Linked DNA regions of Homo sapiens: region 2 is linked to region 1. Evidence: chromatin contacts called from ENCODE Hi-C or POLR2A ChIA-PET data. All regions are on one chromosome and are shown on one strand. Each heading gives the region's core, a stretch centred on a gene start or an enhancer-like site at or near the end of the contact. The rest is flanking DNA. Distances are from core to core; before and after follow the strand shown.

Region 1 (4,133 bases), core at 905-3,404:
TTTCAGATTTCATCAGACTGGAAACAGGAGGGTGTAACATATTTAACAATATTAAAGCTTAAAAATTGGTGTGAGGCAGCTCTCTGGTCCTCTTAACACCTCCACCTTTACCTTTCCGAAGAATCCTAAATGCTGTGAGGCTAGAAGTTTATTTGTGCTCTGAGGTTCTCAAGCACTTTCACTCTTTAGGAAAAAAAAAAAAGTCTCACAGTTATTTAAGAAATTGAGCCTGAACCATCCGAGGATAGGAGATTTCTTCCTTTTCCGATAAATGCCTGTGCTCAGCATCCTCAAATTTGGCTGTCTTTATTTACTTCTATATTAGTTCCAATTATGTGCAGTGTAAACCAGCTTTTTGATTAACAAAACAGCAGAGCATTGGTTAAGAACACTTAAACTTCAAAAAAATTCCCCTGGGAAGTGGGCTCTGAATTGGTTAATAATGTGCAGTACTTGCTAAATTGCTGACTTCCAGATGTGGAAAATATCTTTCTTGTTTAGGACCTATGTAACCTGATTGGATTACGACAGAAGCGTCACGTTGGAAGCTTTTGAGTGATTATTTAATTAACCATACAGTAGAAAGCTGTATTCTCCAGGAAATCCCTTCCATATTTGCATAACCAATCCCTTCAGAGCAAAGGTGGAGTCTTTTCTTTTTAATCTTACTTTAATTGTAATATCAAAAAATATATACTCCAAAACTTAGACCCCATGCCGTTTAATATCATGCTCTCCCTTCCCTGCTAAGTTTCTCTATGGCCTTTCTCGTTTCTCCTCCTGCCTCCCTACACACTCTCCCTTACTTTGTAGTGAGGTCTCCCCGAGGTGTAGAGAGATTCAGAGATCGGCCAACCGAGTGTTCTATTTTAATTTACTTAGAGACCCTTTATTAAAATGCCAAACTACTTTTTAATATTGGGATCCAGTCCAGAAATTCATCATGCACACACCCTAATACACATGCCCTAAGATGCAGCTCCCATGCAGCATTTTTTTTTCTGGCTCTGGTACCTAAAAAGAAAAAAATAACAATAAGAGAAAGGGCAGAGAACTTTGTTCCAGAAGCTGTACTGAGATACCTACACAATTTGATGTGCATCTCAAATCTGGTCATTAGAGATATCTGTATAAGAAGAGACTATCTGGATTGAGGACCCGGGATCTTTCCCTTTAACTTTCGCCCCTTGGAGTTCTCCAGTTCTGTGAATGGTGTGCACCGTTTTCCGCCCTGTACTCTGTAGGATTTAGTGATGAGGATAATGATGCCAAAGGCTTGACGGGCGGGGAGGGGGGGGTGGAGGGGGGGAGAAGGGAGGGAGGGGGGAGGGAGGCGAAGGCGAAAGGGAGGGAGAGGAGGAAGGGAGGGAGGTGGAATTTCATTTCTTCCACTAAAGCGTTTGCGGAGACTTCAAGGTATAATCTATCCCAGATCCTTTCCCAGAGAGAAACTTGGCGATCACGTTTTCACATGATGCTCACGCTCAGGGCGCTTCAATTATCCCTCCCCACAAAGATAGGTGGCGCGTGTTTCAGGGTCTCTCGTCTCTCTCCTACAGAAAAGAAAAAGAAAAAAATGTCATTAGAAGAGGCGTAACACGTCAGTCCGTCCCCAGGTTTGTGTTTCCTGGAGTGGCCGAAAGAGATCAGTTCTAACCTGCTCTGCAGGAATAACGGTCCTGCCTCCCGACACTCTTGGCGAGGTTTTTGTACAGTTTGCTCCGGGAGCTGTTTCTTCGCTTCCACCTTTTTCTCCCCCACACTTCGCGGCTTCTTCATGCTTTTTCTTCTCACCATTTCTGGCCAAAACTACAAACAAGACTTCGCAGGTAGGTTTTTTTTCCTCCCCTTTTCTCTCTTTTTATCCCTTTTTGGTGTGCTCGTCCTCCATCCTCCTTTTCTAATTTTCTCATTTTGAGTGGGGATGTGAGTCTGAAGTGAGAAGGGGTGTCCGTGGGTAGGAATTTCAGGTGGGTTTAGCTCCTTTATGGCAAGCTTTTCTCAAGAGTGGCTTCTTCGCTTTCTCTTACACTCACACTCTCTCTCCTTGCTTTTCTCTCCTTTTTCCCTCCCCCAAATAATTTCCCCTGTACCTGTTCATTCAGGTAACCAAAGGTGTCCTTTGCTATCCAGCCCAGGAAAAGTTTTATTGAGAATTATATGGCTGGAATAAAAACTCATCAAGGGGAGAGGTCCTGCTCTATTTTCGCATCTAGTTCCAATTCATTATATTCAGCAATTAGGACTTGGCAAATACCTGTTAATAATTACAAAACTTGGTCAGTTACAGACCTACAAATTCGGGGGCAAGTCTTTCTCTTAGACATGGCAGTTCATCCTCTCCCACCGAGAAGGCTGTTTTCTAAGCAGAAAGTTGTCTGTTTTTGTCTGCTTAGCGAGTTTCATTTCTTTATTTCATTCTTTGTGTGTGTATGTGTGTGAAGTAACACCTCACTTCTGTGATTATAAATAAAGAAGTGAAAGTCCTCATGGAACTTGAGTCGTTTACCAAAGTGGAGGGGGGGGCACTACAGCTGGGAAGAAAACTGCTGTCAGGATATCAGGGTTTTAAATTAGGATAACTTTTAAAATTGTATTTTTAGTGGCAAAGTAATATAGACATGGATTTAATAGAAGACACATACACACATATATCCCATTCCATACTTTGGCACTGAAAAGTCGAGAGAGAGATAGCAGGAGTTCCCAGGAACAGTGATGAGCCCGGCTAACATGAATGTGTTTATCTCCCACCTACTGATATATTTTACATGCTCCCCCTGTAATGATGAAGGCAAGATTACTAACTCCAGACTTAGGAGTAACAGGCAAAGATAAAGTTTACAGCACAAATGCCCTGTCTCTCTCTCTCACACACACACATGCCCATAAAACTAGCAACTTACTTTATTAAACATGTATTTATATGCAGTCGTGTGTCTCAGGATGAATATAGACAGGCCAGCTGTTTCATCCCAGACACTTGTGTGACCATTTCTTTATTTCAGGATTTCCCCTAACAATTTCAAATCAATAGGACAAGGAAAGAAATGATAAAATATGTCAAACTTAAAAGTCTCCTACTATGTATGCCTAGGTAAATTTAAGGTGCTTTCTAAAATATCCACTTCCCCTTCTCTCTGCCCCCCTCCCTTCACCCCTCTCAGCAAATGTGTGGAAACTGATACTCACTTTCCAGGTTTTCTGCAAAGCTTCTAGCACAGGAGACAATAGGTGTGGGGCGTGGGGACTGAGTGTGCCCGGCAGAGAAAGGGTTAATGGCCCTTGTGTTACAGTTTGCATCTGTTACATCTTTTATAGCCCCCTGTTTAAACTAATCCTCGAGGCACAGCATCTTCCCAACCTCCACCGAGTTTTCAGGATTCTCCTCCTCTCCTGCCTGCCTCCGAGGTCCCCCTTCTCCAAGTTTTGACAGTTTCAACTGAAAAAATGCAGCGCCTCTCTCGATTTTTAGGTACAAAAGTTTCGAAGCCAGAAAGGATACGATCATTTAGTAGAGCTTAAAAGTATTGCCGTAGTGGTTGGACTTTCTCTTTCCTTTCTTAAGGGAAAAAAAAAATTCTACTGGAACTATTTAAGGGAACCAGTGTGGGGGAGCATGTGTGTGAGTGAGGTGGGGGGAAATACTTAAGTAAATATTGTCAAAGTGGCGAGGGGGGGTGGGGTAAAGGACAGTGTCCAAAGAGGCTTATAATTATATTTATCATTGCGGCGTAAAACGGGAAATCTTAATTTGGGGGCGAGGGTGGGGGGAGGAAGAGACAGTGCCTCGATAAACTCCAAAAGGGGAGGGGAGGGGGCGCTGGGCGAGTGGGCTTCCTATAATTACTATTATCAATTTGCCCGAGTGTGCTTCATCCAGGGGCTGTTTCGCGTTGTTTGTTTGTTTGTTTCCTCTGGGAATTGGGGGGTGGGGGGATGAGAAAAGATGAGAACGAAAAGAAAACCTCGCCTCACCCCAAGTTCCCGAGCCGGGGGCTGAGGACTTTTCGAAGGAAAGGGTCCGCCTAGCCCTGAGTCAAGCGGTCTTACTGTACCGCCGTGTGCATTCCCTCATACGGTCAGGAGTTATGACTCATTTTGAAGATGTAATTCTTGTCTCTCTGATCCCC
Region 2 (3,817 bases), core at 167-2,666, 280 kb after region 1:
TTTTAATAATAGAAGTAACTTTTTCTCCTGCTTGTTTTTTTTTCAGCATAACCCTTGGTTCATATTTTTTCTAGGATAAGTTCCTATGACTTGATTTTAACTTTATCTCTTTACTATCAGTTCATCAAAAATATTCTGTGAAAAAACATTTTATACTTTTACTGTACTAAAGTTAAGCTCTTCTTATTCTGAGTCACAATCTGGACCCATTTAACTACTTTAGCTTTATTTTCTATTGTGCTATATTCTCTAGCTGTTTTTTCTCCTCCTGTGCTGGAGAAACTTTTTACTCCTTGTTTCAGAGCAAGTCAAACTTCCACTTCCTGGTGTCATGCCTTGGTCTCTGAGCTCCAATCTCATGAATTTCTGAGTTATTTCTGTTTTCCACCTGCCAGTTAAGAATGAAATCATATGTGTCCCTATGTTTTGCAAAATGGATCTATCTCCAGCTAGCTCATAGCTTCGTTACTATGATTTCTTTCTTTCTTTTCATTTTTTTTTTTGTATTTTAATTCTTTTCTTTCTGGCATGTGGTAGAATGCTAAGTACTTTGTAGTCACATAGTAAATACTGTACACACTTACACACTAGGTAATATCTAGCTTTATAGTAACAAGATAAGCTTCCTCCTAAAGAAAGGAAGACAGAAAGAAAGATGGACAGAAAGAAAGGAAGACAAAACAGAAGAAAAGAAAGGAAAGAAGAATAAAAAAGAAAGATCAGCAAGAATATTTTGAGGAATAGGGAAAGAGCAGTAATTGTGGAATTTTAAAAACTTGAGTTTAAATTCTGATTCTGCTTACTAGTTTGTGATATTGGATGAGGTTCATCATCTTTTGGTGTAAAATGGTAATGATATCTATCTGACAAACCTGTAAGGGTTAAATTATATAATGTATATAAAGTGCTTATTGGCATACCCTGGCACACATTCGACGTTAAAGAAATGGTAGCTAACTCTTTTATTTTGCATGTGAGGGAAGAAGTTTAGAGAGCTGACCAAGGGTCATATAGCTAGTAAATTGTGGAGAGAAAATTGAAAACCAGGCCATTCTTACTCTAAAGCAGTGTTTTTCAAACATAGTGCATCTGAGAATTATCTGAAAGACTTGTTAAAACACTGGGCCCCACTCCAGAGTTTCTGGTTCACTAGGTCTGGGGTGAGGCCTGAGAATTTGCATTTCAAACATGTTTCCTGTTGCTGTTGCTGCTGCTACTGGTCCAGGGACCACACTTCGAGAACCAGTGCTTTCTGGCATATTTCTCAACCCTAGTTGCACCTAAGAAATCAAGAAATCACCCTGAGTAGTGTCTATAAATTATTGATGAAACCAGAATCTCTGGTTATGGGGCCTAAGTGTGGATTTTTAGGTTTTTGTTTTAAGCTATCCAGGGGATTCTAACGTGCAGCCAGGGTAGGAAGCACCACTCTGCTTAAGTGAGGCTCTTTGCAGTTTTTTTCTTAGAACTGGGTATTAAGTGAAGCAGCTGACCCTGCACCCTCCTGGGTGCTCAGTGAGGCAAGGCCTCAGTAGTGTGTCGTTTTTATGCTGTTATGTTTTAAAACAATTGCTTTGGCCTAGAATCCTTTTACTGTTTTAACCTGTTCTACTTGTTTGTGTGGACTGTTTGCATTTCTCCATCTTCACCCTCAGTGTATCCTGAATGCCTTCATCAATCTCTAGGGTGGATTTTATGTTAATATTTGGCAAAAGCCAGTATTTAGCAATAGTAGACTTGAAGTATAAAGTAAATAAAGGAATATATCTAGTTTTTAAAAAAGCAGTCACATTACAATTTAATGTACTTTCAGAATTCTGATTTTGTTCTTTTTTCTGAGATGCTTTGGAAACCTTACATTGTGTTTTAGAGGACCCAGTTATTGGTTAGAATAGGTAATGATAATTGTGCACCCAGAAGTGTATAAGTAAAAATGTCGTAGATTAATTGATAAAGGAGTCATTTTTTCTTTATAGGATTCAGTTGGTAAATATATACAAATCAAGGCATGAAATCATTTACTGGATAAGAGTGGGCAAAATACCACATAATTTCATTAACCTTTAAGCAATGAAATTATAAATCCCTATGCAAATGTTTAAGGTTATCATTGCCTATCACCCCTTTTGATTCCTACAGACTGTTAATTCTTCTCTGTCCTGCTGAGTCTTATTAAAACTTCTGACTGATGTACTTTTATTAAAAGGTTTAGAATTTACCAATTTAAAACACTTGCTTTACACTATTACCTCTAATTTAACTAGGCCCATTAAACTGCATTTTGCAAAGGGAAGAAGTCAATTGCTGTTTCTTTAAAAAATAATAAATTGAAATGAATTTTAAACTCTGCTTAGCGGTGAGCAACTGCTATATACTACTAGGCCTTTTGATAGCTGATTTGTTCCTTTAGTATGCAAATTTTAGGTTTACAGAGATCTAATGCTTTTATTTAGGAAATATGCCCAGAGGCTAGATTGGTAGGCTTTAGGGAGATAACTAGTTTGGTGTGAAATAAATAGTTGTTAAAGGATCACATGAATTGGGTCCCAGAAGATGAAGAGTAGACTGAGACAGATTGAGGAAAACTGACTGTACTTCATTTCATTTGGCTATAAATATCACTGAATTAAAAATGAAGACAATGAATGATGGCAATACAAAGCAAATTAATGAAAATAAGCCATTTTTTTGTGGGTTTTCTGAAAAGTTCTGTCTTCTGAGCAGTTTAAAGAAAAGGGCTGGGTACACCCCTAACCAAAGAAGCTTAGTTCACATCATTCTGGGAGGCCAGCCTTTTGAGAGATTGTAGCTTTAGCAGGGAGGAAGGAATGGGTCAACTCCCCTCCCACCCCCCACCAGTCAAAGTCAGCAGCATCACTTCTGGTTAGTGAGATGACAGATGTCATAGAAAACCTTACATTCAAAACAAGAGGACTCACGGATGCTAGCTTAGGTTGGCAATTGTAGATATTCTGGCTTGCAAGTGTTAAACAAATAATAATGAACTTTTAGCTTTGGGAAGTTAGTTTTAAGAGGTTATACACTTGTTTTGTAGCATTGCTCTTTTGGAATCTCTGACTTCCAAACATTTATTTTTCCTTAAATAACTGAAAATAATGAAATACGTTTCTATATTGATAGCTTGTAGCATCCACTTTTCTTTTTTTTTTCTTTTTTTTCTTTTCTTTTTTTTAACAGTGCGTATATCTGTCTTTTTGGTTGTCTAAGCAGTTAGGCCCTCAAGAAATAGAATATTCGAATAGCCTTAGCATTTGAAATGGTCTCTGTATGCCTATTTGTTGTATGTCTCTGGTGGCAGAAGTGCAGAGGGCATGGGTGATGATGATGTGTGAAGGTGGGATGCTAGATTCTTTCATTGAGGCTGGAGGTTTATAATCTTGTTATCATTAAAGTTTCAAAGAGGTGTGGTGGGTAGGAGTGCCAATGCCACAGTCTAGTAGAGTGAGGAATGAGAATAAGTAATTGGTTCTTGCCAGCCTTAGCAATAGTGGTTTTGGTAGAGTGATGGCTAAGGAAGCCAAGTTATGGTAATTCAAGCATTGAATGGAAGTTGAAGCAAAAACAACGAGCTTATATTATTATTTTTTCATGGGGATAGTTGGTAGGGTTGGAAGAACTGTGTTATTGATGAAGGAGAAGAAAGCAGTGGAGAAGAAAGGGAGAAACCAGATAGTGCACGTTCCTAGAAACAGCATAAATGAATAGGATTCATTGTACAGGTAGAGGGTTTCATAATGGAAAAGAGGGTCAACCATGAGATAGGAATGAAAGTGTTATGAGACAGGAGAATTTTCAT

The links. A loop is a pair of places that touch in the nucleus more often than their neighbours do. ChIA-PET counts read pairs that join two places held with the same protein, here RNA polymerase II (POLR2A). Pooled maps may share reads with other maps.
Region 2: a loop to region 1 is called in a map of OCI-LY7, with 4 times the contacts of the local background. The contact joins the enhancer-like site here to the promoter of ZEB2-AS1 in region 1. A Hi-C loop is called at or near these places in 4 of 168 maps with a recorded cell type or tissue (B cell, K562, OCI-LY7 and 1 more), 25 of 37 single-sample maps with no recorded cell type and 14 of 50 pooled maps. POLR2A ChIA-PET finds 5 or more read pairs at or near these places in 2 of 52 experiments (HEK293 and activated B cell).

The regions. Positions count from the first base shown.
Region 1 is chr2:144,517,635-144,521,767 of GRCh38, reverse strand. ZEB2-AS1 (ZEB2 antisense RNA 1) reads right to left here and starts at 2,154. Exons shown (of 4, transcript NR_040248.2): 1 at 2,094-2,154; 2 at 1,658-1,809; 3 at 1,483-1,553; 4 at 869-1,014. It overlaps ZEB2 (zinc finger E-box binding homeobox 2), which reads left to right and starts at 1,649. Exons shown (of 10, transcript NM_014795.4): 1 at 1,649-1,829. RefSeq lists an enhancer at 3,919-4,133.
Region 2 is chr2:144,238,535-144,242,351 of GRCh38, reverse strand. The region is part of intron 1 of QTMAN (queuosine-tRNA mannosyltransferase); the gene reads left to right. Among named protein-coding and RNA genes, the nearest start is that of QTMAN, 92 kb to the left of the region's middle. RefSeq lists an enhancer at 1,324-1,403 and a silencer at 2,851-2,930. Within about 2 kb of position 1,416, at least 4 of the 41 ENCODE cell types and tissues checked have a DNase peak (open chromatin) inside an H3K27ac peak, as active enhancers do; they include B cell and OCI-LY7, where a contact is called at or near this core.